Regions from separate parts of the Homo sapiens genome. Here region 1 is linked to region 2. The links are chromatin loops, found by intact Hi-C in ENCODE. Cell type or tissue: Caco-2. All regions are shown on one strand. Each heading gives the region's core, and the rest is flanking DNA. Links, peaks and the distances in the headings are about the cores only.

The links. Hi-C counts contacts between places; a loop is a spot of excess contacts. Peaks named below come from ENCODE experiments on the same cell type or tissue, not always from the same donor. Only the 100,000 strongest peaks of a DNase experiment are listed, where the experiment ranks them.
Region 1: a loop joins it to region 2, with 10 times the contacts of the local background. A loop is called at or near these places in 1 of 110 quality-filtered maps.

The regions. Positions count from the first base shown.
Region 1 is chr4:24,592,018-24,607,759 of GRCh38, forward strand. LOC124900682 (a long non-coding RNA gene) reads right to left here and starts at 1,497. Exons shown (of 2, transcript XR_007058078.1): 1 at 977-1,497. RefSeq lists an enhancer at 5,621-6,820. In Caco-2, for the core only: no CTCF peak of the experiment used is centred there; a DNase peak (open chromatin) is centred at 6,304.
Region 2 is chr4:25,294,061-25,309,802 of GRCh38, forward strand. It overlaps LOC124900685 (a long non-coding RNA gene), which reads left to right. Exons shown (of 2, transcript XR_007058088.1): 2 at 7,096-7,865. Among named protein-coding and RNA genes, the nearest start is that of ZCCHC4, 11 kb to the right of the region's middle. In Caco-2, for the core only: no CTCF peak of the experiment used is centred there; a DNase peak (open chromatin) is centred at 5,951; H3K4me3 peaks cover 518 bases.

The DNA.
Region 1 (15,742 bases), core at 2,585-10,584, 700 kb before region 2:
AGGAGATCTGATGGTTTTATAAAGGGGAGTCCCCTGCACATGCTCTCTTGCCTGCCACCATGTAAGATGTGCCTTTGCTCCTCCTTTGCCTTCTGCCATGATTGTGAGGCCTCCCCAGCCATGTGGAACTGTGAGTCCATTAAACCTCTTTCCTTTATAAATTACCAAGTCTTGGGTATGTCTTTATTAGCAGCGTGGGAACAGACTAATACATCAGAGGACACATAATATTGGCATACAATCCTACTCAAAGAAGCTGTAGGACCCAGCCAACAGGTACCAGCAGGAACCAGAGGAGTTGGCACAGGACCAAATTCTTTTTTTTTTTTTTTTTTTTGAGACAGAGTTTCGCTCTTGTTGCCCAGACTGGAGTGCAATGGCGTGATCTTGGCTCACTGCAACCTCCACCTCCTGGATTCAAGTGATTCTCCTGCCTCAGCCTCCTGAGTAGCTGGGATTACAGGCATGTGCCACCACGCCCAGCTAATTTTGTATTTTTAGTAGAGATGGGGTTTCTCCATGTTGGTCAGGCTGGTCTTGAACTCCCAACCTCAGGTGATCTGCCCGCCTCAGCCTCCCAAAGTGCTGAGATTACAGGCGTGAGCCACCACGTCTGGCCAAGGACCGAATTCTGAAGGTTATGAATGTCAGGGTGGGGAGGTGGAGCATACAGTTAGATAAGGGAGAATTTATCAAGTTGGTAATACTCTCCTAGCATACAAGATTTAACACTCATGCAAGGATCCTGGGTGATAGTGTGAACACACTTAGGATGTCATCTAGAAGCACAGAGAAATCAATGGCTCACAGTACACCTGGTTACATAGAGATGCCAAAACTGCTTTGGTTTACATTGTAAGGAGGGACTAAATGGCTCAAAGAAGTGAGCTTGCTAGAGTGAATATACTTATATAAAAATGGAAAACCCAACAGATGAATATATTTCAAAGGAAAGTTCAGAGTATACACCACTTACCAAATCAATAAGGCATTATCTGGTTAGAGAGGAATCAGCATCACTCTAAGACTCAGCAGTGGTTCTCCCTGTAGTCCAGGGTGAAGACAGAAGATACCATTTCAGAACTGGGTTCACTGAGAACAGTAGAGATGATGGAACCTTGTAACACTGAAGTGACATGATGGCACTCAAACTTCAACAGCCAAATGGACACTGCAAGGCAAGAGCGGCAGTCCAGGGGGCTTTACCCACAGATGTTTTGGAGATGACAAATAAGCCATCTGGAGCAAAAGAAATGGGCAACCATCAAAGAAAGTCTTCAATCTGAACAACCAAATTAAGCCAACAATGGATGATCAAGAGGTTAAAGGCTGATGCTCTGATACAAAGTCATGATCACTTGCCCAGTTTCTGGACTTGAACCAGTTTTTGGACCTAGAATATATTTAATTGGAGGGAGAGGGCATGTCCCTAGAAGAAAGAACTCTGCAGCACCAGCACAAGTGTACACAGTAATAATTCCCCAAGTCCTTCCCTCAAGTGATCTATAGCCATTTACTTAGGTGGCCATACACTGGAGAAAAGGGAATATCTAACGATTTCAAGGACATCATGGACACAGTGTGTAAAATGACATTGATACCAAGAGACTCAGAGTTTCATTATTGGCCCTTTCTTAGCATGGAGATATATGGAAATCGAGACTGGATGTCTGGCCCAGGTCCAGCTCATGGTAAGTCTACAGCGTTCTCAAACTACTTGCTATGCCCCCAGTATACAAACATACACATAGAATAAACATCATTAGTAGTTTGTGCGACCCCCATATTAAATTCTGGATCTGTAAGGGGTAAGAGCTATCATACTGGGGAATTCCAAGTGGAAGTTTAGGAAGTTGCACACACTTCCCATCCCCTGAAAACTCAGCCAAGATACTAAACAAAAAACAGCCCAGGGTGGAATTATCAGTTTCAGCTCTGGCGTGTAAAGAGCTTGGAAGTTACTGCTCCCTTTCTTACAAGAAGAATAGCTGAACAAACTGAAAACCAATGGCTTTTCTTAGAGCCATTAGAGAACCAGGTTGCAGGGTAAATTGCCATGCTGAAATCTGAAGAGATGTGCAAGTTCAAAGAGTCACAGCAGAGGTCTGCTTACTTTGAGCAGAAGCAACCAGAACCATAAATTGGTAGAAACACTTAAGTGGTTACTTTGACAAATTTCTAGAGTCTGAGTATGAACTGTCGATGATGAGAAACTCCTGGGTATTTTGATGTTAGGGAGACCCCCAGACTTTAATGGGTTTTCCTCCAGAAACCCACTCAGTTTGCACAATGAAAAGCTAAGAAAGATGTCCCCGTGGCTCAGGCAGAGAAAGAGAAGAGTAACCATTGTAAAGCATGCCCAGAACATTGTCCATATAGAAGTCCTACTTTTCAGGGAAAAGACTTTATGGGAGCCTTATCCCAACTTGGAAATGGGCATTTCACCTGCACCCAGCCCACTAGCCTTATTGTCTACCTAAGGAAATTTTAAAAAGCTAACAAACATTCATGAAGGTCACAGCTCAGGGACATAGGCCTATTAAAAGACTAAGATTTAATTACAGGATTACAAAAGAGGCCAGGCACAGTGCCTCACACCTGTAATTCCAGCACTTTGGAAAGCCAAGGTGGGCAGATCACTTGAGCCCAGGAGTTCAAGAGCAGCCTGGGCAACATGGTGAAACCCTATCTCTATGAAAAATACAAAAATTAGCCAGCATGGTGGCAGGCGCCTATAGTTCCAGCTACTCAGCAGAGAAGCAGGGGTGGGTGTGAGCACTGAGGCAGGAGAATTGCTTAAGCCTGGGATGCAGAGGATGCAGTCAGCTGAGATTGCACCGCGGCACTCCAGCCTGGGTGACAGTGAGACCCTGTCTCAAAAAAAAAAAAAAAAATTACAAAACACTTTCCCTTCCCACTCCTTTCTACCACACCAACATAACTCTAGTATAACAGCAGTGGATTACAGCTGGAAAAGGTCCAAGACACAGACTCTAACTAATGCTTCATTCTTAGAGAATCCCAAAGTCAACAGGGGAGACTAGAGAACACTAATGGAATTTGAAACCTCTAGCCCCTCTAGCTATAGCAAACATTAAACACAGTTCAACTTCTAGCCAGATTAACATAAAACCTCACACTAAATGCCTATTTACTTCGGTTCCTATTACCCAATGCATCACAGTAGATTTCAACAGAAAATTGCAAGGCATACTAAAAGACAAGAGAAAACATAGTCTGAAGAGACAAAGCAAGCATTCGAATCAGGCTGAGATACGACATAGATTTTGGAGTTATCAGACAGGAAATTTAAAATAACTATGATTAATGTGTAAAGGACTCTGATGAAAAAAGTAGACAGCATGCAAGAGCAAATAGGTAATATAAGATAGATGAAAAAATAAAAAAGAAATCCTAGGAATAAAAAATATTATAACATAAATGAAGATTGCCTGTGATGGGCTCATTAATAGATTGGACATGACCAAGGAAAGAAACCATGAGCTTGAAAATAGTTCAACAGAAACTTCCCAAACTGATATGCAAACAGAAAAAATAATTGAGACCAGAACAGAACATACAAGAACTTTGGGACATTTCAAAAGTGTAACTATGTGTAATTCGTACCAGAAGAAGAAGACAGACAAAAAAGATCAGAAGAAATATTTGAAATAATAATGGTAAAAAAATTTTCAAAATTAATGACAGACATACAACCACAATCCAGGAAGCTGAGGATGGATCAAACAGGATAAATACCAAAAGGATATTTGCATACAACTATGCAACAGGATATGCAAACAGGATATGCATACAACTAGGCATATCATACTCAAACTGCAACAAAGCAAAGATAAAGAGAAAATATTTAAAGAAGTGAAAGAAAAATTTTTTTTACCTACATAGAAACAATGATAATAATCACAGTGGACTTCTCATCAGAAAACTGCCAGGCATAGTGACTCATGCCTATAATTCCAGCACTTTTGGAGGCCGAGGGTTGGGGACCACTTGGGCCCTCCACGGTAGTTCAAGAGCAGCTTGGGCAACATAGCAAGACCCAGTTTCTATCTGGAAAAAAAAAAAAAAAGAAAGAAAAGAAAAGAAAAAAAAAAAAGAAACCAACCAAGCAAGAAAAGAATGGAGTAAACTATTTAAAATGCATCAAGCTATAATTTTAGGTACAGAAAAATTATCCTTTAAAAGTGAAAGAGAAGTAAATTTTTAGTCAACAAAAAATGAGAGAATTCATGGCAAGCAGAACTGCATGCAAAAAATATTAAAATAAGTTCTTCAAGGAAAAAGAAATTATTTAAGTCAGAAACTTAGACCTACATAAAGGGAGAGCATTGAAGGAATAAATGAAGGTAAAATAAAATCTTTTATTTTTTTCATTCTTAATTGATCTGACAGATAACTGTTTAAAGTAAGAGTAACAATGTCTTGGGAGATTAGAGCATAGAGACAAGTGAAATGAATGGCACCAATGTAATGAGGGATGGGAGGAAGTGGAGTTATTCTGTTGTAAGTTACCTACACTACACCTGGAGCAGTATAATGTTATTTGAGGATGGACATAGATTAGGTTAAAATAGATATTGAAAACTCTAGGAGGTCAGGTTGGGGAAAATGGTGGAGCAGGAAGCAGGAATAATCTGTCTCTCCATGCAGGTAATACTGGCAGAATCTGTCTTACTTAACTCCTTCTGGAGTCTATAGAAGGCTTGCAACTTCTAGAGGAAGGTTTGGAATATAAGTTGTGGTTAATTTCTGTCAATTTCAGCACTTAGCATAGTAGCAACTACCCATCCCTCACCACACATCTACAAGGCAGGCAGCAGTGCATAGGTTCCTGAAGCAGCTTACAAACATTTTGGGGGGTTGAGCAAAAAGGACTCTGTCCTTCAAATATTAGTACTCTGTGCTTGATCGCTGAATTTTTTTTTTTTTTTTACAGAGTCTCACTCTCTCATCCAGGCTGGAGTGCATTGGTGCAATCTCAACTCACTGCAGCCTCTGCCTCCTGGGTTCAAGCAATTCTCCTGCCTCAGCCTCCCGAGTACCTGGGATTACAGGCACCTGCCACCACACCTGGCTGATTTTTGTATTTTTAGTAGAGATGGGGTTTCACCATGTTGGCCCAGGCTGGTCTTGAACTGCTGGCCTCAAGTGATACGTCTAGAAAGTGCCAGGATTACATGCGTCAGCCACCACGCCTGGCCCTGAATGTCACTTCTGAACACAAAAGATCAGAGAGATACAAAGGGGTGAGTGGCCATTATTGTTGCACCTACCCTCAGTTGTTGCAAACTCCTCCAGCTCAAGTGACTTTGCGGGATTTAAAAAGCCAGCACCTTTCGCTCCCTGCTTCATTTTTTCTTTTTCTCTTTTCTGGACCCAGAGATAAAAAACAATGACATTAAAAACAACACATATAGGAAAACTTATAAAGTGACTAAACATGACCAGAGTAAGGCCCAGAAAAAAACCTGAGAAGACCTTAAGTTTACACGTCAGTCTGGCTCTTGGCCCAGAGACAAACTACAACAATTAAAAATAAATAAAGAAAAACAATAACAAAACCAGCAAACCTTGGGAAGAAGGAGAATCTTATTTCCAGAGTTATCACATTATTGTATTCAAATGTTTGCTTTTCAATGACAAAAAAAAATCATAAAGCATATAAGGAAACAGGAAAATATGGCCTAGTCAAAGGAAAAACAGTAAACAGAAACTGTCCCTGAAACAGACTTGATGGCGGATCTACTAAACTGTCTTAAAGATGCCAAAAGAACTAAAAAAAGATGAAGAAAGTCAAAACGGAAATACCAATAAAAAGGTAGAAGAGCTAAAAAGAAACCTAAAACAAAGTCTGGAGCTGAAAAACGCAGTAACTAAAATGAAAACTTCACTGGAAGTATTCAAAGGGAGATTTGAGCAAGTAGAAGAATGAATTAACAAATTTGAAGGCAAAATAATGGAAATTTTTGAATCTGAGAAATAGAAAAACAATTTAAGAAAAGTAAACAGATCCTAAGAGACTTATGGGACACCATTGTAGCAGGCCAGGTTTCCATTAGCAACCAGAACAGTTTCCACTAACCCTTTACTATAATTATGAAGTCATAAGTTAAACATTAGAGAACTGGAGAAACCGGTGCCTGAGTATGAGGGCTGGAATGAGAAAACAAACCCATTAAGATCCCGCCTGGGTTTTCTCAAACCCTAAAGTCTGATCGAACAATAAAAGCATTCTTACACCTACACCTCATACCAGGGCTCACTTAAGATTAAGAAACTTTCAGCTGGGCGTGGTGGCTCACACCCGTAGTCCTAGCACGTTGGAAGGCCAAGGCGGGCAGGCAGATCACCTGAGGTCAGGAATTCAAGACCAGCCCCGCTGTAGTAGAGAAACCCCATCTCTACCAAAAATACAAAAATTAGCCAAGTGTTGTGGTGTGTCCGGAATGAGTGGGTTCTTGGTCTCGCTGCCTTCAAGAATAAAGCCGCAGACCTTCAGGGTGAGTATTACAGCTCTTAAAGATGGTGTGTCCAGAGTTTGTTCTTTCAGATGTTCAGATGTGTCTGGAGTTTCTTCCTTCCGGTGGGTTCATGGTCTTGCTGACTTCAGGAATGAAGCTGCAGACCTTTGCGGTAAGTGTTACAGCTCTTAAAGGTGGACCGTCAGCAGTTGTTCATTCCTTCTGGTGGGTTCGTGGTCTCGCTGGCTTCAGGTGTGAAGCTGCGTCCCCTCGCAGTGAGTGTTACAGCTCATAAAGGCAGCACGGACCCAAAAAGTGAGGAGCAGCAAGATTTATCGCAAAGGGCTAAAGAACAAAGCTTCCACGGAGTGCAAAAGGACCCAACCGGTTTGCCACTGCTAGCTTGGGCAGTCTGCTTTTATTCCCTTATCTGACCACCCCCAATCCCCCACCACCACTCACATCCTGCTGATTGGTCCATTTCACAGAGAGCTGATTGGTCTGTTTTACAGAGAGCTGATTGGTCCATTTTTGACAGAGTTCTGATTGGTGCATTTACAATCCCTGAGCTAGACACTGAGTGCTGATTGGTGCATTTACAATCCTCTAGCTAGACATAAAAGTTCTCCAAGTCCCTGCTAGATACAGAGTAGTGATTGGTGCATCCACAAACCCCAAGCTAGACTCAGAGTGCTGATTGGTGCAAATACAATCCTCCAGCTAGACATAAAAGTTCTCCAAGTCCCAGGAGCCCAGCTGGCTTCGCCTAGGTCCTGAGCCCTGGTGAAAATTCAAGCGTGGCTTGGGAGGGCTGGCAGTGCTGGGGTACCTGGCACACCCTCCGCAGGTACTGGCCCAGGTGCTTAGCCCCTCACTGCCCGGGGCCAGCGACGCCAGCTGGCTGCTCCAAGTATGGGGCATGCCGAGTCCGCACCTACCAGGAACTCGCGCTGGCCTCCGAGCCCTGTGCGCAGCCCCTGTTCCCGCCCGCACCTCTACCTCCACACCTACTCCAAGCAGAGGGAGCCGGCTCCGGCCTTGGCGAAGCCCAGAATGGGGCTACCACAGTGCAGTGGCGGGCTGAAAGGCTCCTCAAGCACGGCCAGGAGGGACGCCGAGGCCAAGGAGGCACCGAGAGCAAGTGAGGGCTGCTAGCACGTTGTCACCTCTCAGTGGCACGTACCTGTAATCCCAGCTACTTGAGAGGCTGAGGCAGGAGAATCACTTGAACCCGGGAGGCAGAGGTTGCGGTGAGCTGAGATCGCACCATTGCACTCTAGTCTGAGAGACAAGAGCATAACGCCATCTCAAGAAAATAAAAATAAAAAATAAATTTAAAAAAACTGATTAAGAAACTTTCCAAGACTCCAGAGAAAGCTTTCCAGACCCTAGACCCTAGTTAAAGATTAGATATAGAGTGAATGAAACACTCCTGCTTGTAGATGCAATTCTACATGTAGCATGGAGCTTAAAATGTATGTCAGCACTAGCAAAAAACTTGTAACTTTGAGTTGGTATGGTGAGTTACTTCGACCTTCTCTCTGTAACCGGTTGCAGAAATAAACTCCCTTCTTTCCCAGTCTGTCTGCATCTTGTTATTGGATCACAGAAATGAGCAGCCAGACCTTGTTCTGTCCAGGAACAATTCTGGTGACTCCTCAGGGATGGATCTGTGCTCAGTGGCCAGTGGCTTCTAAGTCGACAGTCATCGGGAGACTCCCAACAGCTGCCAGGTACGGTTTGTCCTGGGGAGTCTCCCAAGGACCTTCCCGGATGCAAAGACCCCCTGTCTCTCTATTACTGGGGAACAACAGAGGCTGGGAATGGAGCTGCTCAAAGGGTTAAGTAAAACCTGATGGAAAGCTGGGGGTCTATTGTTTTCTCTATTAGAGCTCATGTAGCCATTTTTTTCAGTACTGTTGAGGAAACAATAGGACTCCTTTGTATACCCGGTCACGGTTAATACTGAGTATCAACTTGATTGGATTGAACGATACAAAGTATTGATTCTGTGTGTGTCTATGAGGATGTTGCCAAAGGAGATTAGCATTTGAGTCAGTGGGCTGGGAAAGGCAGACCCACCCTTAATCTGGGTGGGCACAATCTAAACAGCTGCCAGCGTGGCTAGAATACAAGCAGGCAGAAAAAAGTGAAAAGAGAAACTGGCCTAGCCTCCCAGCCTACATCTTTGTCCTGTGCTGGATCCTTCCTGCCCTTGAACATTGGACTTTAAGTTCTTCAGTTTTGGAACTCGGACTGGCTCTCCTTGCTCCTCAGCCTGCAGACGGCCTATTGTGGGATCTTGTGATCGTGTGAGTTAATACTTAATAAACTCCCGTTTATATATTCCATGAGTTCTGTCCCTCTAGAGAACCCTGATTAATACACCCACTTTACAAAGTTAGAGGACCTATTTGCATTTGTTTGTGAAAATTCATTTGTTCTGTTGGTCTGATATTAAGTTTAGAGTAGTCAGTATGGGCAACAGGGCATCTATCCCTACAAATAGTCCTCTGGGAAAAGCTTTGTCAGATTGGAAGCACGTTGGTTATCTGCTAATGACAAGAAGAGTTAATCTTCTGTTGTAACACATCTTGGCCAATGTATGTTTTGGGGTCTGAGAAATGGTAGCCAGTTTTTGGATCTTTAAATTTTCATACCATTTATCAATTAGAATTGTTCTACCAGAGGTCAGGTAAATGAGGTGAAATACCTTACATCTGGGCATTAATGTTGCTAAGGAAAAAGGAAATAAGCTAACTTGGCAATGCACTGCCAAGTCTGTCCTGACTCACAAGGGGAGGAAGAGAAAGCCTTTGAAACCCAATTTAATGAATAGTTAATGAATACCCTAAACCCCATAGTGGCTACTGCCGCAGCTCAGGAAAGAGAGGGAATGCTACCCATAGAGTACAGGAAGGCAGCAGGGCTACTGTCTCCCTCTAGGACTAGGCAAGGTACTAATTTTGGCCAGGGAGTCACTGAGTCTGGAGCAGGGAAGTTCCCACTGTAACAATATTCAGTAGGAGTCAATTAGCAAGGAGCTCCAGCCAACATTATTGGGCCTATAATACCACTGTATTTGCTACACAGTGCCCACCTGGGCAGATGTGCAGGCTCTCCTAAGCATTATGCTCACTGCAGATGAGCGGCAGCTGGTTTTCAATAAAGTGAAGGAAGAGGCGCAATGACTTCATCATGAAAATTCAGACAACACAGATCCGGGGGCGGCAATTCCCCACAGGGACCCTAATTGGGATATTGTAGAGGACATACATCCCACTGTAGCTAACCCATATACTAAGTTCATTTCTCTTCCTGGAGATTATAAATGGCTGACAGTATTGGATTTAAAAGATGCTTTCTTTTGCATACCCATAGACACAGAAAGTCAACTGTTGTTTGCCTTTGAATGGATAGATCTTGAAGCCGCAACGTGGTTTCAGTATCATTGGACTGCACTCCCACTAGGATTTAAAAACTCTCCACATATATTTGGGGAAGCCTTGGCTTGAAATTTAAAGAGTTTAAAATTGGAAAATGGGGTATTGTTACAATATGTGGGTGATTTACTAATACCTAGCCTCTCTGAATGGGAATGTCAGAATAACACCATTAAAACTCTTAACCACCTAGCCACCCGTGGGTATAAGGTTTCAAGTAAAAAAGCTTAGATATGCCAACAAACTGTGGCATACTTAGATTTTCTCTTGCAGGAGGGAGCTAGAGCTCTAATAGTGGAAAGACAAAATGCAATCGCTTCCATTGCAGCACCCACTACCAGAAGGTAGTTGAGAGGATTTCTAGGCAAGGCAGGGTTTTGTTAGATCTGGATTCCTAACTATGAACTACCAATGAAGCCGCTATACAGTCTGTTAAGGGACCTAACAATGATGCCTTCGATTGGGAGCAAAACACCAGCACTCATTTGGACAACTGAAATGTAAGTTAACCTCCACCCTATTCCTGGGGCTCCCAAATCCTCATAAGCCTTTTCAATTGTACATGCATGAGAGACTGGGTCTAGCACTGGGGATCCTTAACACAGAAATTAGGAGAAATCTTGCAGCCACTAGGCTTACTTTCCTAAACAACTGGATAATGTGGCCAAAGGCTGTCTCCTGTTCAAGGGCGGTCACTGCCACCTGCCTACTATTAAAGGAGGCTGAAAAGTTGACTTTGGGACAGCCTGTTACTGTCTACGTGCCTCACCAAGTACTAGTGTTACTAGAACAAAAGGGAGGCTACTGGCTGACAGTGGGCAGATTGAGCAAATACCAGGCCACACTCCTAGATGAACCCACAGTAAAAGTGCAGGTTACCAGAGCCTTGAACCCAGCTACTTTACTTCCCTCTACCGAAGAGCCAAAAGAACTTATGCATAATGTTTACCAATTATTGACTAAGGTGTTTTCCAGTCACCCTAATTTAAAGGACACAGCCCTGCCATATGCATACTGGACATTGTTCATGGATGGGAGCAGCCTGGTAACCGACAGAAAAAGAAATGCTATATATGTAATGGTAACGTTTTCAGAGGTCACAGAAGCCAGGACTTTACCACTAGGAACCTCTGCACAGAAGGCAGAACTGATTGCCCTTACAAGAGCCTGCAGTTGTTCCAGGTAAACAAGGCACTTGGAATAAATTGCAGACTATACTCAGCATGGAGACCACAGTCTTCTGGACAGACTGAAAGGAAAATCCAGCACTAAAAACAGTTATTGCCAAACTGTGCCAGGAAACTCAACCAAAATGAATTCAGGTACTTGGCATTGCATTGCTCTGGGTAAGAATGACCTCCCCAGATGTGGGATTAGGTTAAGTCCTGTGAAATGATACATGAGAGACCCTTTTGGGTTACTAGGGTGCCCCTTAATAAGAAGTCAACTATTAAACATTGTGTTACTCACTTGGGACAAATTCGTAACGTTTTGCATAAGCTTGCTTTCAACAACAGCATTGTGAACTCAGCAGAGCCACGCCACTCTTTCCAGTCCCGTGATCAAGTACTGCTAAAGAGTAGATGGGAACGGGCCCAACTCAGCAGCTACAGGAGAAATGGAAAGGGCCCTACTGGTGCTGCTAACTGCCAATTTCAGCACTGAAACTGGCGGGCATCAAGCCATGGATCCACTACACATTGTAAAAAAGTTCCTGCCAAAATAAATGTTCATAACAGAGGTCCCCAAGATAGCCAAATAGGAGGCAGAACCCCTCAAAGTCCTAAGATTTCTGTACAAAAAAGATAGGATTTTTTAAATAATATTTTTTCTTACTACATCTTTTGTTGTTTCTTTCTATACTCCTAACCTTTTCCTATGATGGTGTATTAGTTCAGATTCACACTGCTTTAAAGATACTACCTGAGACTAGGTAAAAGGAAAGATGTTTAATTGACTCACAGTTCTGTATGGCTGGGGAGGCCTCGGGAAACTTACAATCATGGCAGAAGGTGAAGGGCAAGCAAGCGTGTTCTTCACAAGGTGGCAGGAGAAAGAGAGCAAGCAATTCCCACACTTTAAAACCATCAGCTCCTGTGAGAACTCACTCACCATCATGAGAACAGCATGGAGAAAATCACCCCCATCATCTAATCACCTCCCATCAGGTCCCTCTCTCGACACATGGTGATTTCAACTGGAGATGAGATTTGGGTGAGGGCATTGAGCCAAACCATATCAAATGGGCACAAGATTATGCAGATAGATTACAACAAGACTCGTGCTGGGTCTGTGGTCTATTACCCCTCTCTATCACCAAGGCACTGCTTTGGTGGGCCTCCCCTATACAATGAAAAGATTAGGTTTCTTTATAGATCTTAAACAATGGACAAGGTTGCAGATGACTGGGGTAACTAGAAAAAATATTTCAGAATGGCCTATAAAGAAAACTTTAAATGATCACCGATTCCTCCTTGAGCTGCAGTTAAAACTGAATGTTGTATGTATGTTCCTGATAACTCAGGAAACATTGGTTTAGCTTTAAAGGATATGCACCAACAGATCAAGGCAATCTCTAGTCCTGCACTGTCTCTCCATGAATTGACAGCACCTTGCTTTGATGGGCCACCTTCCTGTGGCAGAAAATTGTTGTTGTCTTAGCTATCCTCCTGGGCGTAAGTATAACACTATGCTGTGGACTATATTATTGTTGTATGCTGTTCCCAAACATTCCTTGAGCTCATAAGATCATGTTTCAACAAGCACTGCCTTTGAGTCCCCAAAGTTGAGAACATTACCAATGCCAAATAAACAACTTCCATTCCAGTGCCCCCTGACGATGACCCTCTCCAGCAGGAAGTAGCCAGAGAGAATACATTGCTCACTTCCTCTTAGTTTGCCACATCATAGTTTGTACTCTTGTACTAATCTTTTAACAAATCAGTGCTTGGGAAAATTAACTAACATGATAGAAATCATGTAAAAATTGACAGTGGGGATTGTGGTGAGCTAGGTTTCCATTAGCAACCTTTACTATAATTTTGATGAGTGCACAAGTTAAACATTAACTTATCTTAATATTAACTTCCTCCATACTATGTGTGGAATTGCGCCTACAAACAGGAGTGTTTCATTCAATCTATATCTAATCTTTAGGGTCTCGGGTCTGGAAAGCTTTCTCTAGAGTCTTGGAAAGTTTCTTAATTTTAAGTGAGTCCTGATGTGAGATGTATGTGTAAGAATGCTATTATTATTATTTAGGGTCTGAGAAAACCCAGGCAGGGTCTTAATGGGTTTGTTTTCTCATTCCAGCCTCATACTGAGGCACCAGTTTCTCTAGTTCTTTAATGTTTAATTTATGCATTCATCAAAACTCTAGTAAAGGGTTAGTGGAAACTTACTCTTCTTGCTGCTGATGGAAACCTGGTCTGCCTGCCACACCATCAAGTGGACCAATATACACATTATGGGAGTTCTAGAAGGAGAAGAGAGCAAGAAAAGGGAAGTGAGAATATTTCAAGGAATAATGTCTGTAAACTTCCCAAACTGTACTTCATGAGAATGTCTTCATCAAAAGACATTCTCAACAGAGTAAAAAGGCAGCCTACAGAATGGGAGTAAATATTCACAAATCATAGTTCTGATAGGGGATTAATATCCAGAATATATAGGGAACCCCTACAATTCAGCAACAAAATAACAAAAAACCTGATTTAAAAATGAACAAAGGACTTGAACAAACATTTCTGCAGAGAAGATATCCAAACGGCCCATAAATACATAAAAAGATGCTCAACATCACTAATCAGTAGGGAAATGCAAATCAAAACCACAATGAGAAACCACTTCACACCCATTAGGATGCCTATTATTCTTTTAAGAAAGAAATCAGCAACTGTTGTGAGGGGTGTAGAGAAATTGGAAACCTGTGCATTGCTGGGGGCAATGTAAATTGGTCTGGCCACTGTGGAAATATATAAAGTATAGAGATTCCTCAAATATTAAAAATAGAATTACCTTATGTCTTAGTCCATTTTCTGCTGCTAGAACAGAATATCACAGATTGGGTAATTTACAAAGAACAGAAGTTTATTTGACTTACAGTTTTGGAGGCTGGAAAGTTGAAGAACATGGCATCATCATCTGGCAAGGGTCAGTTGGAAGACTAAAGGCAGAAGCAAGGGCATGAGACAGAGAGAAAAAGAGGCTGAACTCCCACAATAACTCACTTTGGCAATAACAGCATTAGTTTATTCATGAGAGTAATGCCCTCGTGACCTAAACACCTCTTAAATGCTCCACCTCCAAATACTGTTACAATGGCAATTAAATTTCAACATGAATTTTGGAGGAGGCATTCAAACCATAGCACCATGTGATCCAGAAATTCTATGTTTGGGTATATATGCAAGATAATTGAAAGCAAGGACTCAAAAAACAGATATTTGTACAAGAATGTTTATAGCAGCATTATTTACAGCAGCCAAAAGGTGGAAACAATCAAAATGTCCATTAGCAGGTGAATGAATAAACCAAATGTCATATATGAATAAATGGAATATTATTTAGCCTTAGGAATGAAATTCTGACACATGCTGCAACAGGAGTGTCCAATCTTTTGGCTTTCCTGGGCTGCATTGGAAGAAGAAGAATTGCCTTGGGACTCACATAAAATGCACTAACACTAACGATAGCTGGTGAGCTGGAAAAAAAAAAAAAAAGGTTCATGCACAAATCTCGTAATGTTTTAAGAAAGTTTACGAATTTGTATTGGGCCGCATTCAAAGCTGTCCTGGGCCTCATGTGGGCCAGGGACTGCAGGTTGATTAAGCTTGTGCTACAACATACATGAATCCTGAAAACATTATGGTGAGTGAAATAAACTACACACAAAAGAACAAATATTGTATGAGCTCACTTCATTGAACTACTTAAAGTAGTCAAATTCATAGGCAGAAAGTAGAATGGTGGTTGGCAGGGGCTGAGGAGAAAGGGGGAATGGGGCATTACTATTTAATGGGCACAGATTTTCAGTTTGGGAAGAGTGAAAAAGTTTTGGAGATGGATGGTGGTGATGGTTACACAACAATGTGAATGTACTCGATGCCACTGAACTGTACACCTAAAAATGGTTAAAATGGTCATTTTATTATTTGTGTATACTTTACCATGATAAAGCATCTTGGGAAAAAAGATTAAAATGCTTGCCTCCTTAAAGACCTAAAAGACAAATAGGCTGTGGTTCCCATTATATCTCCATTTAGAATAAACATCTGGCCTCTGCAAAATTCAGGCAGATCATGGAGAATGGCAGTGGATTATCACAGACCTGACCTATTATTTTAACAGTATCTCCAATTACAGTTTCTGTTCCAGATATATCTTTGTTAGAACAGATAAGCAAGGACTCAGGTACATGATATGTGACCAATGATTTGGCAAATCCATTCTTTCTCTGTTCCTATACAAAATAGAATCAGAAATGATCCATGTTTCTTTGGAATGCACAACAATGTTCCTTTACAGCTTTGTCCCAGAGCTATGTTAACTCTGCTGTCCTCTGTCATAACATAATCTGAAGAGACATGGACCAGCTGGAGGTGCTGCAGAATAGCACACTGGTCCACTAACTGATGACATAATGTTAGTTGGACCAAATAAACAAGAGTAGCTGGGAGGTTGAAGGCCTTGATAATTCACATGCACTCTTGAGGGAAATAAACCTTAAAGATTCAGGAGCACACTGCATAGGTAAATTTTGAAAAGTCTGGTGGTCTGGGGTATGCTAGGACATCGCTTAAGTAAAGGAGAATTGAC
Region 2 (15,742 bases), core at 2,606-10,605:
CAAGTTCTTTCTTATGACCAGGCTCATGGTTCTATTCTACAGAGTTGTGAACCAGAACAGCTCATTTCTCAATTATGACAGATATATTAATTTGCTGCAGCCCTTGTGTATTTCCTAAAATTCTCAGTCCTGAATGGATAACAGTTTGTATGATAGATACAATTCACTCATTGAATTCAACAAACATTGGGTGCTCATTGTGTGCCGGATTCTCAAAACATTGGTAGGAGAGCAAAAATCAATAAAATACAGCTTCATTTCTGGGATTCACTCTTCAAATACTGTTCAAAGTGAGGGAGAGGAAGCTGAAAATGGTAATAGCTCTAAAGTCAGATATTTTCTAGGGAATAATATCCTAATCCTTGCTCTTACATGTTTTATACCTGCATATTTCTACCTTTGCTTCTTAGATGATAAATTCCTTGCATACAAGGAAAAGAACTTAAATGTTCTATACACCAAATGCTTGTTGACTGTTTTTAATGTGAACTCTCTACATTTTTCTTATTTATAATAGAAACATATTTTCAGTGTCTGGATTTCTCATGTATTGTGGAGGGCAAAGCTTTCATTCCACCTCTTGATATGTTTAATCAGGTCCTTGGGGCTGGGGAGTGGATAGTCTCCAAAGATGGCCACTATCAATTCCTTCCCTTTTTGTAAGCATGAGTTGTTCCATTCATCATGAAGTGGGATCTACCTCCACTCCCCTTCTACTTGGGCTGGCCTTGCAGCTTGCTTTAACCTTACCCTTTAAGAAACCACGGAGCCTCCATTGTCACCCTGGGAAGTCAGCAGCCATGTGTGAAGTCTAGTTACCTAGAGCCCACTGTGCTATGAGGAAGTCCAAATTAGTCTCATGGAAAGGCCATGTTGGAAGAGAAAGAGAATGTCATTCTCCACTTACTACAACATCATCTCTACTAAGAAAATTAACACGCTGGACGCAGTGGCTCACGCCTGTAATCCCAGCACTTCAGAAGGCTGAGGCAGGTGGATCACGAGGTCAAGAGATTGAGACCATCCTGGCCAACATGGTGAAACCTCGTCTCTACTAAAAATACAAAAATTAGCTGGGCATGGTGGCACTGGCCTATAGTCCCAGCTACCCTGGAGGTTGAGGCAGGAGAATCGCTTGAACCTGGGAGGCGGAGGTTGCAGTGAGCAGAGATCCTGCCACTGCACTCCAGCCTGGCGACAGAGCAAGACTCCGTCTAAAAAAAAAAGCAGAAAAAAAAAAAGAAAATTAACAAAAAATTCCCACTCCACTATATAGACCATATTAAAATTTCTTCAATTATTCACCAAATATATATTTTACAGCTAGATTTTTGTGTGTGTGTGTGTGTGTGTGTTGGGATCCAATGAAGTTTTATACATTGCATTTTATTTTATCTTTTTCTTTTTTTCTTATTTTTGAGATGGAGTCTCGCTCTGTCGCTGAAGCTGGAGAGCAGTGGCGTGATCTCAGCTCACTGCAACCTCTATCTCCCAGGTTCAAGCCTCCTGGGTTCAAGCGATTCTCATGCCTCAGCCTGCCGAATAGCTGGGATTACAGGCACGTGCCACCAGGTCCGGCTAATTTTTTTTGTGTTTTTAGTAGAGATAGGGTTTCACCATGTTGGCCAGGCTGGTCTCGAACTCCTGAACTCAAATGATCCACCCACCTCAGCCTTCCAAAGTGCTGAGATTACAGGCATGAGCCACCGGGCCCGGCCTTGTTTTATCTTTTAATCTAGAACAGTTCCTTTGCTTTCCTCTGACATTAACATTTGGAATATTCTTGGTTCTGGATTTGTATAAGTATCTCCTCTTGATGTTCAACTTGATCCTGTAATCTATAGTCTATAAACTGGAAGTGATATCTAAAAGCTTAAATAGGTACAGGTTAAATATTTCTGGCAAAGTATTTCATTGATGGTGCTATAAACTTAATATCGCCTTTACATCAGGAGTTAGATAAGAGATCTTTAATTTTGATTGAATAATTCATCATGGTAGAGAAGAAGTCCCAAAGGATCCAGAGAGCTGTGGCAGCAGGAACTCTGTTCACAATCATAAAATATTCTTGTCCGTGTAGTACTGTTAGATCTTTCCTGCACTTCTTTGAAAACTTAATTCTTGTCCCAGCTTCACCAATGAGTTTTTATTCAGCTCTTTTTAAATGATGATGGTGTTTTGATTTTCTCTTTTTAATTGACAAGTTAAAATTGTATATACTTATGGTGTACAATATGATGTTTTGGTATATGTACATGTTGTGAAATGGCTAAATGTTTTATTTATTTATTTATTTATTTATTGAGATGGAGTCTTGCTCTGTAGCCCAGGCTAGAGTACAGTGGCGTGATCTTGGCTCACTGCAACCTCTGCCTCCTGGGTTCAAACAATTCTCCTGCTTCAGCCTCCTGAGTAGCTGGGATTACAGGTGCGCACCACCACACCCGGCTAATTTTTGTGTTTTTAGTAGAGATGGGGTTTTGGCATATTGGTCAGGCTGGTCCTGACCTCAGGTGATCCACCCGCCTTGGCCTCCCAAAGTGCTGGGATTACAGGCATAAGCCACCGCGCCCAGCCACTAAGCTTTTACCATATGCATTAGCTCACTTTTGTGTGTGTGTGTGTGTGTGTGTGTGTGTGTGTGTATCTGGTGAGAACACTTAATATCTACTCCCTTAGCAATATTCTTTTTCATCTTTTCTTTTTTTTTTTTTCAAAGACAGGGTCTCACTCTGTAGCCCAGGCTGGAGTGCAGTGGTGAGATCCTGGTTCACTACAAACTTGACCTTCTGGGATCAAGGGATACTTTTACTTCAGCCTCCTGGGTACCTGCGACTACAGGTGCACGTCACCATGCCCAGCTAATTTTTAACTTTTTAGAAATAAAGATGGGATATTGCTATGTTGTTCAGACTGGTCTTGAACTGCTGGCTTCAAGTAATCCTCCCACCCCAGCCTCCCAAAGTGCTGGGATCATAGGTGTGAGCCACTGTGCCTGGCTGAGCAATTTTCAAGGATACAATACAGTATTGCTGGGTGTAGTGGCTTGTACCTGTAATTCTAGCACTTTAAGAGTCCAGATGGGCAGATAGCTTGAGCCCAGGAGTTTGAGACCAGCCTGGGGAACATGGTGAAACCTCGTCTCCAAAACATTTTTTAAAATACAAAAGTTAGCTGCGCGCAGTGGCACATGCCTACAGTCCCAGCTACTCAGGAGGCTGAGGTGGGAGGATCACTTGAGTCAAGGAGGTCGGGGCTGCAGTGGGCTAGGATCACACCACCGTACTCCAGCCTGGGTGACAGAGCAAGACCCTGTTTCAAAACAGAATAAAAGAAACAAACAAACAAAAACCAAACAAGATAGTATATAAACTGCAGTTACAAGATGTGCAGTAGATCTTTTGAACTTATTCCATCTAACTGAAATTTTGTGTCCTTTGACCAACATCTCCCCAATCCTCCCACCCGCAGCCACTGCTAACTACTGTTTTTCTCTTCATTTTTATGAGATCAATTATTTTTTTACATTCCACATATAGTGGTATTATGCTGTATTTGTCTTTTTGTGCCTGACATATTTCAGTTAACATGATGTTCTCCAGGTTCACTCACATCACAAATGACAGGATTTTCTTCTTTCTTGAGACTGAATGGCATTCCACTGTGTATTATGCCACATTTTCTTTATTCATCTTCCACTGATGGACACACGGGCTGATTCCATACCTTGGCTATTATGAATAGTGCTGCAATTAACATGGGAGTGCAGATATCTCTTTGACATACTGATTTCATTTCCTTTAGATATATGCCCAGCAGTGGGATTGCTAGATCATATGGTAGTTCTATTTTTAAGTTTTGGAGGAATTCCTATACTGTTTTCCATAGTGGCTGTACTAATTTACATTCTCACCAACGGTGTACGTGGGTTCCCTTTTCCCCACATCTTTCCATCACTTGTGGTTCTAATTTGCATTTCTCTGTTGATTAGTCATGTTGAGCATTTTTTCATACACCTATTGGCCACGTATGTCTTCTTTTCAGAAATGTCGATTCAGATCCTTTGCCATTTTAAAATCAGATTGTTTACTTGTTATTGAGTTATTTGAGTTCCTGATATATTTTGGCTATTCATACCTTATCAGATGAATTGCTTGTAAATATATTCTCCCATTCTGCAGGTTGTCTCTTCGCTCTGTTGATTGTTTCCTTTGCTCTGAAAAGCTTTTTAGTTTGATGGAATCCTTTTTATCTATTTTTGCTTTTGTCGCCTGTGTGTTTGGGGTCACACCCAAAAACTTATTGCCTTGACTAGTGTCATGGAACTTTTCCCTTATGTTTTCCTTCTGTAGTTTTATAGTTTCAGAACTTGTATTTTAAGTCTTTCTCCATTTGGAGTTGTTTTTTTTGGCATATAGTGTGAGATGAGAGTCTACTTTCATTCTTCTTCATTGGATATCCAGTTTTCCCAGTGCCATTTATCGAAGAGACTGTCCTTTTCCTACAGTGTGTTCCTGGCATCTTTGCCAAAAATCCATTGACCACAAATGTGTGGCTTTCTCTCTGGGCTCTCTATCCGGTTTCATTGGTCTGTGCATCTGTTTTTATGCCAGTACCATGCTCTTTTGATTTTCATCAAGCAAACGTACTAATCTTTTCACAATATCAAAAGAATATTGTCATGATTGATACTAATTAAGGAAAAAATCTCCAGGGAACAAAATACATAACACGCAACGAGGTGGTATTTGACTTCTAATCTGTGAGTTCTCATTCACTAATGTGAGCTATTTTGCTTTTACCCAGTGTTCCTCATAAGAAGATTCCTAAATATTGTGAGCCTATTGCTTGAACATTAAAAATATATAATAAAAATGCATTTATCTAAGCAAACTGCATTATTAATCAGCATCATTTTGTTTACTAATTTTTAACCTACTTCAGAAGCCATATAAAGAGTTCTTCAAGAAAATAAATCCTTAAGCTTTAAAGTTTTTATTCTACCACTAAGCAATGACAATCGATTTAACTTTTGTCACTTAAAAATACTGTAAACTTACTTACTTTATGTTCTAAATGTTGTCTATCTTCAGTAAGTGGATAGAAAGTATGTACCATTCTGTTTTGAGTTTGGGTTTTGGGATAGGGACCTGAGTTTAAATCTTGGTTCTGCCCTTTGTTAGTTTCATGTCTTTGAGCAGATCTTGCAATCTCCCAAATCTGCTCTTTCTCCACGTATAAAAGACATGAGCAAATAGCTCGTGACGTTTGTACCAAGGATTAAATGAGGGTTGTTTTGTGAAAAATGTGGCATGAGCGGTCTTCATCTCCACTGAGCAGAGTCTGTGTGTTCACGGCACTTTTGGATCTTTGGTTTTAGATGACGAAATAAGGCATGCACCCATGTTTATGGGTTTGGATTATTGCATAAAGTGAATATGTGTGCATGCAAATTTCTAGATTTTATGACATCTTTCTTGGAGCACGGTGACAAATTTGGAATCATAAAGCTATTAAAGTTTTCTGTTCCATGGCATATAAGGGGTTACTCTGGGCTTGACAGGAAAAGGCACCTGAGGTCCCTAGTTAGAGACTTATCCAAAGCTGACTCCAGGATAGACCAAGTGGCATTTCCAAATGTATTTGTTCAGAATCCTGGCGCCTGGGTCTAGCGGGTGAAATGCTAACCTGGCAGTCAGTAGCTGGTGCTCTTGCATGTTGTCTTGTGGGTTTTTTAAGATCTGGAAATTGAAAGCATGTGATATCAAAAAGAAGCCGCTAATCTCTATAAGCGAAGAGATGTGTTTATTTTTCCTTTGACTCCCAGAACGCTGCCTGCCCCAGAAGCTCTGGTTACACAATTCCTACCTGACAGGTAAAGCTTCGGAAACTTCTGAGACTCACAGAAGCAGCAGAAAAATCAAGTAGACTTGCCTTCCCCCAAGAGTCAGAAAGTTGTATAAACATCTTGGGCTGGGCCGATCCCATAGCCGATGGAACTGGTTTAACCAGGTGCTTCTGCCTGAACGCCAGTCTGGGAGAACAACACTGCCTTTGATCTCAGTGTGGCTTTGGGAACAATCTAGAAAGCTACTGTAGCCTTCAAGTGTTTGTTTTAAATTGCAGTACTTAAAGGTAACCAGGAACTGCATTTAAACCCAAGTACTTGTTTAAACCAGGGAAGTAACTGCACTAGTATGACTTCTAAGCAATTTATCATCTAGCTACACTTGCTATCCATGTTGTCTGTGAGGAGTTGGAAATGCTTCATTCCCTGAATTTCTGGCTAAAGTCCTGCTCCTTCAGTGGGACAGTATCCCCTTAATATGTCTTGAGGACAAATGTTATTACCTTTAAGTTTCAAAAGTCTGAGGCTCGGGACAAGTTGTCATGGTTATGCAGAAGTTTAATGTAATCCTTACAGGAATGAAGTGGAAAAATCTTTGACTTTGAATGAAGAGATTAACTCAATTCTAGTGGCTGTTCTCCTTATAATTTGGGGCAGGTTATTTAAATTTCCTGTGCATGCATATGTATCATCTGTGTACATGTCTGTGTGTGTGCTTGCTTATTTATTTCACAGTGCTACCACACGTATCTTGGTATATCTTTTTTTTTTTTTTTTTTTTTTGAGACGGAGTCTCGCTCTGTCACCCAGGCTGGAGTGCAGTGGCATGATCTCGGCTCACTGCAAGCTCTTCCTCCTGGGTTCACGCCATTCTCCTGCCTCAGACTCCCGAGTAGCTGGGACTACAGGCGCCCACCACCACGCCCGGCTAATGTTTTCTATTTTTTAGTAGAGACGGGGTTTCACCGTGTTAGCCAGGATGGTCTCAATCTCCTGACCTTGTGATCCACCCGTCTCGGCCTCCCAAAGTGCTGGGATTACAGGTGTGAGCCACCACTCCTGGCCGTATCTTGGTATATCTCACTTTACTGGGTGCTAACTGTTGTCCATGCTACACTGGACATCTCCTGTTTTCTCCTCCAGATCTACTCTCCACCCTTCCCTCCTGCCTTGTGCTCTGGGAGGCTGACTTTCATGGATGGCACTTTTATGGACACCTCTCACTTCTGGTTGCTCTTTGCCAATAGGAGACACACAGAAGAAAGATGTGTAAGCTGAAGGAGGAGAGTGAGATTGAAGCATTTATCTCGCCAGCTTCTGCCCGGTGGGCTTGTCGTGGTTGGCTGAAGCCCTCTACCGAAGGCCACAGCTGTTGTAGACCTGCGTTTTCCATATACTTATTCTTTTTGGGTTCTATGAAAGTTCCAGAAACTTCCATGTCACTTTGACCTTGTAGACCTAGGGGTAGAAATGGCTCTCTGCTGTAATAGCCTAGCCTTAAGATAATGCATGTTCTCTTGAGTGGTTTATTTTAACTTGGCCCACAACCTGGCAAATTGTCCCTCTATGAAATGCCCCTCCATTAACCCACTTGAATGTGTCATCTGTGTCCTGCCAGCGTCCTGAATGTCACACATGTGATCTTATTTAATTCTTATTGCAGCCAGGAAGAGTTTTATATTATTACCACATAGCACACTTGAGAAAGCCTCAGGGATATGAAACACCTTGCCTGAAGTGACATACTTTGTAAACGGGAGGGCAGGACTCCAAGGGAGGCCCTCTGGCTCAGCTCTCCTGCCCCTTGCTATGCTGAACTCTGTTGGATTACCTCTGCGAGTCTCACACGTATGGTTTCACAGCCCCCTTTTCATAAAAATACTTGGCAAACCTCTTGACTTTCTTGAAATGAAATTAATAAATTATACAATTTATCTAAACACCTAATTTCCAATAAAATACATATATTAAAAATAAAAGGACAGTTATTTATAATAAAATATAGTCATGAACTGCATAATGATGTTTTACTCAGTGACTGACCATATATACGATGGTGGCCCCATAAGATTACAGAGCTGAAAAATCTCTAGTGACATTGTAGCCATTGCGCTGTTGCGGTGCAATTTCTATTTTCCATTTTTTTTGAGACAAGATCTCGCTCTATCACTTAGGCTGAGGTGCAGTGGTGCAATCACAGCTCACTGCAACCTTGACCTCCTGAGCTAAAGCAATCTTCCCACCTCATCCCACCCCTCCTCCCCATTACCCCCCAATCCCACCCCACCGCCCCCACAGTGGGACTACAAGTGCCTGCCGGCATGCCCAGCTAATTTTTAAAAAAAATCTTAGTGGAGATGAAGTCTCGCCATATTGCCCAGGCTGGCCTTGAACACCTGGGCTCAAAGCAGTCCTCCCGCCTCAGCCTCCCAAAGTGCTGGGATGCAATTACTTTTTAAAAAGTAAAATTTGGTATAGCCTAAGTGTACAGCATTTACAAAGTCTGCAGTAGTGTACAGTAACGTCCTTGGCCTTCACATTCACTCACCAGTCACTCACTCACTCACTCGCCCAGAGCAACTTCCAGTCCTGCAAGCTCCATTTGTGGTAAGTGCCTAGACTGGTGTAGCATTTTTTATCTTTTTTACGGCACTTTTTACTTTGCCTTTTCTATGTTTAGATATGCCTAGATACACAAATACTTCCCACTGGGTTCCAGTTGCCTTTAATATTCAGTACAGTAACACGCTGCACAGGTTTGTAGTCTAGGAGCAAGAGGCTATCGCCTGTAGCCTAGGTGTGTAGTAGGCTATACCACTGAGGTTTGTGTAAGTCCATTCTACGATGTTCACACAGTGATGAAATCGCCTAGTAATGCATTTCTCCGCATGTAGTCCTGTTATTAGGTGACACGTGACTATATGTATTTTGTATGTAAATAGTCATGACCACGTGGTTAAGTTATAATGAAATCATCAGAGGCATGGACTTTCTTATCAGAGTGCATTAGTACTGGAGATATGTAAGGCAAAATGGTTTTTTTTTTCTCTTTGTATATGACTTTTTTTTTTTTTTTTTTTGAGAAGGAGTCTCGCTCTGTCGCCCAGGCTGGAGTGCAGTGGTGCGATCTCGGCTCACTGCAAGCTCCGCCTCCTGGGTTCACGCCATTCTCCTGCCTCAGACTCCCGAGTAGCTGGGACTACAGGTGCCCGCCACAATGCCCGGCTAATTTTTTTTTATATATATATTTTTAGTAGAGAAGGGGTTTCACCGTGTTAGCCAGGATGGTCTCGATCTCCTGACGTCATGATCCTCCCGCCTCGGCCTCCCAAAGTGCTGGGGTTACAGGCATGAGCCACTGCACCCGGCCTGTATATGACATTTTGAGATCAGGGCTAAATTAAGATAATCAGGTCAAATCACCGAGGTAGGTTAGATTTTTGCTCAAACATATTTACTCTCTTCCCTCCGCCTCCATGGCAGGCGTGTGCTTTTACTTTTCCACCTGTTGACTTCGGGCTTGGCGATGGGGCCTGCTTTGGCCGCTTGGGCTAACAGCAGACAAGACTGAAAGCAAGCTTGAAATGTGTGGTGCAGGGAGGCTCGCTTTCTTGTGCCTCTGCCACTGTCATGAGAAGAGCCTCTCCCAGGAATCTGCGGCCCCATCTGCCTGGGTCCCACAATGAGACACTTAGAACAGACCTGGACCCATCACAAGCAAGGGGCCAAGCCCAGCTAACCACACTTGAGGCAGGACTGCCCAGCTGAGCCCAGCCAAAACCAGCCAACCCCCAGCAAACCCACCGATGCATGGGAGAGAATGATTGTTGTTTTGCTTTGGAATGGCTTATGATGCAAAAATTGCTGACAGACAAAATGATCATGAATGTAGTGGCTACAGATGCAGATGATACAGGCAGATTGTACTGGGAATTCAGATACCATGGGCCCTGGTGCTATTGCCTATGTGATTTTTCCACGATAGTGAGCATTCTGGATAAAACACAGTGTCATTTCACCTTCATATACACAGTAGTTGCGTTCCTGAAATATTCAGATATATTAAAACTGTACAAAAATAATTTGCTTTTGTACAGCGTAAATCAAAGTTAGAGTCTAGGCTGAAGTAATTTTAACAGCTTTTTGATCTACGTAAATGTTTGTGCAGACAATAAAAGTATGTGGGACGTTAGATGGAACTGTCCTAACCATTACAGGTCACTTAGCACCCAGCTGCCCTCCAAATACCAGAACTGTCCCGCAATTCTTGTGAAAGCCAAAAACACCTCCACACATTTCCAAAATCCCACCAGGTGACCTTGGTAGAAACACTAGAAGTCTAAGTGGTCCCTTCCAGCTCAAGTATTATCAGATTTAAAAAATCCGATTATAGTAGTAATTTAATCAATACATAGATAGTAAATATTATGTGCCAGTAATTTTTTTTTTCTGAGACAGGATCTTGCTCTGTTTCACAGGCTGGAGTGGCATGAACACGGCTCACTGCAGCCTCAACCTCCTAGGCTCGAGTGACCTTGCCACTTCAGCCTCCCATGTAGCTGGGACCACAGGCACACATCACCACACCCAGCTAATTTTTTTTTTTTTTTCATTTTTGGTAGAGATGAGTGACGTCTCACTTTGTTGCCCAGGCTGGTCTCGAACTCCTGGGCTTAAGCAATCTTCCTGCTTCGGCATCCCAAAGTACTGGGATTACTGTGAGCCACTAGCCAGTACTGTTGATATAAGAAAAATACACAACATTGCTGTCCAAGGGCTTACAGCATAGAGGGGAGCGCAAGCCAGCAATTAGGCAATTATAATGTGGAGTGATAATTCATACCAGGAGTGTACATTCAGGATGCTGCAGGAGCACAGCCCAGGAGCATCTAACCCAATCCTGGGGCTCCGAGAAGTCTTCCCTCTCCTGGGAGATGAATAGGTGTTAACCAAGCAAGCAGCGGTGAGAGGTGGAACAGAGGAGACGGAGCAGGCAGCACACTCCATCCCATATAGAAAGGGTCATTATAATGCATCTACTGAGACCGCAAAAGGAGCAGCAGCCTCAGACTTGGATAGATTTCAGTTCAAATTCTGGCTCAACTCTAATCCTGAGCCATTATAATGACTACACTTTATTAATTGCTTATTATGTTCCAGGCTCTGTGGGAAGTACTTTATATGAATTATTACCCTTAATCCTCCCAACAGTACCTTAAAAGGGTAGCTACTATGGTTATCATCCTTATGTTACAGAGTAAGAAACTGAGGCACAGAAAGAATAAGTAACTTGCCTAAGCTAAGGAGTGGTGGAGCTGCGATTAGAACCAAGACAAAAAAAAAAACACAAAAAACAAAGAATGAAGACAAGGTGACTTGAGAGCCAACATTCTTTACCACCGCCCCACAAGGCAACCTTCTCTGATCCTACTGCCTCATTGAGATGAGTGCAATCACAGCTCCTGTGAATTTATACATGGATGAAGTGGTTTCTGTATTTAAAACACCAGACACATTGGTAGAATTTTCAAAAAATAATATAGTTATTATCCAAGTTCTAATTCTTCCATTATTGGTATCTTAAAAAATTTTTACCTGTATTTTTAAAAATGTGGCTTCTGAAAAAATTGAAATTACGTATGTGTTTCATATTATATTTCTTTTTCTAATTTTATAGATTTAGGGGGCACAAGTGCAGTTTTGTTACGTGGATATACTGTGTAGTGGTATAATTCTTCCCTTTTTAAGGGAGGAAAGTAATCATTTGGAGAGTATACAGTGTATATAATTTTATTTACAAATCACACCTTTTTTGGCCTTAAAAAAAAAAACCAAGCCTATACTGGGTTGCACGTAACAGAAAACACAAAATACAAGTGACTTAAACAGACAAGGGTTTATTCTTTTTTTTTTGAGATGGAGTCTCGCTCTTTCGCCCAGGCTGGAGTGCAGTGGCACGATCTCAGCTCACTGCAAGCTCCACCTCCCGGGTTCACGCCATTCTCCTGCCTCAGCCTCCCAAGTAGCTGGGACTACAGGCGCCCGCCACCGCGCCTGGCTAATTTTTTGTATTTTTAGTAGAGATGGGGTTTCACGGTGTTAGCCAGGATGGTCTCGATCTCCTGAACTCGTGATCCTCAGCCTCACAAAGTGCTGGGATTACAGGTGTGAGCCACTGTGCCCAGCCTTTTTTGTTGTTGTTTTTTTTTTTTTTTGAAATGGAGTCTTGCTTTGTCACCCAGGCTGGAGTGCAACGGTGCAAACTCGGCTCACTGCAAACTCCACCTCCCGGTTCAAGCGATTTTCCTGCCTCAGCCTCCCTAGAAGCTGGGATTACAGGTGCCTGCCACCACACCCAGATAATTTTTGTATTTTTATTAGAGACAGAGTTTCACCATGTTGGCTAGGCTGGTCTCAAACTTCTAACTAGGCAGGTGATCCACCCACCTTGGCCTCCCAAAGTTCTGGGATTACAGGCGTGAGCCACCACGCCCGGCTGGACAAGGGTTTATTCTCATGTCAAAGAAGCCGAATTAGGTAGTCCAGGTCCTCCTATCTTTTTGGCCTCTATCTCCAGGTGACCTTATGATCCAAGGTGGCTGCTAGAGCTTCAGTCCTCAGATCTGCATCCATGCTGCAGGGAGGAGGAGAGGGGAAAGAACAAGGAGATAGACCTAGTCAATTCTTTTAAGGGGCTTCTCTAAAGTCCCATGCAGGACTTCTACTTACATCTGGGATTGTGACAGGGAGGCTCACAGCCTGTGACTGACTGATAAAGGCGTATAAAAGCCCCAGCCTCAAAGAAGGCAATACTGCAGTGCCCAGAGCCTCCTGTATGAGCAGGCTGAGGCTGGAAGCCACACCTTCAGCTAAAACCACCTCTTGCCTCTTTCTTGCCTCAGTGTCTAGAGGAACTCTAGAAGCTTCTAGAAGCCTTTAGCTTCTGGAGACCTCAGGCGTACCTTGGCTTGCGGCAGATAACTCCAATCTCTGCCCACCTCTGTCTTCATGTGGACTTTGTCGCTCTGTGTCCTTTCCTCTTTTTTATAAGGACACCAGTCATTGGATGTAGAATTCACCCTAATCCAGTGTGATCTCATCTCAAGCATTAACTGATTATTTCTGCAAACAGCCTACTGCCAAGTAAGGTCATATATGATGTTCTGAGTGAACATGAACGTTTAGGGAACAACCCACTACACATGGCATTCTACTTTTCAGCAGATTTATTTTTCTTTTTTCTTTTTTGAGACGGAGTCTTGCTCTGTTGCCCAGGCTGGAGTGCAGTGGTGTGATCTTGGCTCACTGCAACCTCTGCCTCCCTGGCTCAAGCAATTCTCCTGCTTCAGCCTCCAAGTAGCTGGGATTACAGGGGGCCTGCCACCATGCCCAGCTAAGTTTTATATTTTTAGTAGAGATAAGATTTCATCATGTTGGCCAGGCTGGCCTCAGACTCCTGACCTCAAGTGATCTGCCTGCCTCGGCCTCCCAAAGCGCTGGGATTACAGGCGCGAGCCATCGTACCAGCCAGATGTATTTATCTTGAGGTTTCATTTCTATGCGTTTATAAGAAGCAGTCACGTATACACACACACACACACACACACACACACACACACACACACACACACACGTTCTCTCCTGCACTTCATTCTCAGCTTTCACGCCAGAGAGGCATCATATTCAGGCAGGAAGACAGGGGACAGGGCAGCTCCTTAAGATGTGGATGGAGGAAGTCCCAGGAGTTCCATGCCACGGGTCTTTATTGGCTTCTGAAAGGCCCGTTCCATCGGGGCTCCTGTCCAGCACAGCAGAAATGACCAGTGAATCTCAATAGCTTATCAGAAAGCGTCCTTAGTTTCAGGGTGTTTGGTTCAGCAGTGTTGTCGCTGTTTTTCAAAGATCCAAGGAAGGCTACACAGAGTCCCTTTGTATCCAAGTCCTTTCCCAGCCAAGTTTTCACAGTTGAGACTTTTCAGGGCTGGGAGAAGGTTTGGTGAGCTTTACTCTCAGAAATTAGAGAGAGGAAGTCAAGGGGGTTGCGGGACCATCTCAGCAGGGGTGCCGGGATCCAGAACTGGAAGGCAGAGGCTGCCGGGGCAGGGTCTCTGCAGGTTTTATTCTTGTTGCTGGTCTTCCCTGATTGCTTTCCCCTTAAAACAGAACAACAACAACAAAAAAAAAAACAGTTGTGAATGCTTACTTTGGGGCAGCAAGACGAAAGGCAGCAAGAAGACCAGGTTCCTCCACAAAGGCCGGAGAGGATGGAGGGAGGAAAGATGGAGGGAGGAAAGCAGGCAGGTCTACAGGGAGTGTGGCAGGGACAAGGAAGGTCAGAGTGAGCTGATCTTGATTGGGAAAGGACTTCAAGGACAGATACATCCATCCAATATTATGGCTGCAGCCATAGGGCATTAATCAGCATTCTTGATTATGAGTGATAGAACCAACCCCATCTCAAACTGGCTTAAAGAGCCACTGAGGAATTTATGACTCGTGTAACTGAAAACTTCAGGCATGGCTGAATCTGGGTGCTCACATGGTGTCCTCACACCTTCCTGTCTCCCGGTTCTGCTTTTTTCTTATTGGGTTCCTTCTAAGGCAGGTGCTCCTCAAGGGGTGGGAAGCATTGCCACTGGCTCCTTGGTTGCCCTGGTGAAGAAGACTTATGCAATCAATTGTGTCATGGACCCCAATTCTTCACCATTTCCTGATCACATTCTTTGCCATGTAACTTTGCAATGCTTGGTCCATGTGACTTACTTGAGCCAAAGCAATGAGATGGAAGTGAGAGTGGTGTAATTCCAAGCCCAGGCCTCGCGGAACTTGTCTGCTTCTACTAGTTCTCTTGTGCGTCTGCCATCCCCAGGCTGTCCTGGTGGTTCCAGGAGAAGGAGAGACACACAGAGCACAGCTGAGTTATCCCGGCCCCAACGCATTTATGCCTAGTGTTCCATTATTGGAATGCTAAGCATGTGGGAGTTATTTATATCCTAATGCTCAAGGTCACCGCCAAGGTCTGATTGCAAAAATTCAAAAAATTGCAACTTCAGGCATAAATGGGTTAAGATGATCCCGGATGAGCCAACCACTAGACGTGTGACTCAGCCCAGGCAACACTGGAGAGCTGAACCCCTCGGACACATGAGGAATCAACATCTTGAATGCCACTGAGATTAAAACATGTAACCATGACACCTTCTTTCTCAGCCATCCCAGCAGAAGCTGCAAGCCACCTGCCCAAATCCAAGCCAGTCCCTGCCATTTTTTATACTTCTCACACTACATGGGCTAAAATCGGGAGGGTTGGCTTCCCAAAGGAAAACTGGGGTCCTGTTACCAGAAGATAGAGAAGATGGTCAGATCTCCACTACAGAACTCTCCTCTGGCTTCAGCCATTTTCTCTGAAGGAGGTTTGGGAATTGAAGGTTTTCAAAAGACACTGATTTGTTCCATTAATGAAGCCAAGGAAGGAGACAAACCAGCCCTCTGAGAAAGCTCACCAGTTTGGCCCAGGCGCGGTGGCTCACGCCTGTAATCCCAGCACTTTGGGAGGCCGAGGCGGGTGGATCACGAGGTCAGGAGTTCGAGACCAGCCTGGCCAGCATGGTAAAAGCCCATCTCCACTAAAAAAAAAAAAAAAAAATTAACTGGGCATGGTGGCATGTGCCTGTAATCCCAGCTACTTGGGAGGCTGAGGCAGGAGAACTGCCTGAACCTGGGAGGTGGCGGTTGCAGTGAGCCAATACTGCTCCACTGCACTCCAGACTAGGCGACAGAGTGAGACTCTGTTTCAAAAAAAATTAAAAAAAAGAAAGAAAGAAAGCTCACCAGTTTGACCAGACAATCGGCTGGGAGAGTAGCTGAGTTCCAGCAATCTTAGCAGCCTGGGAC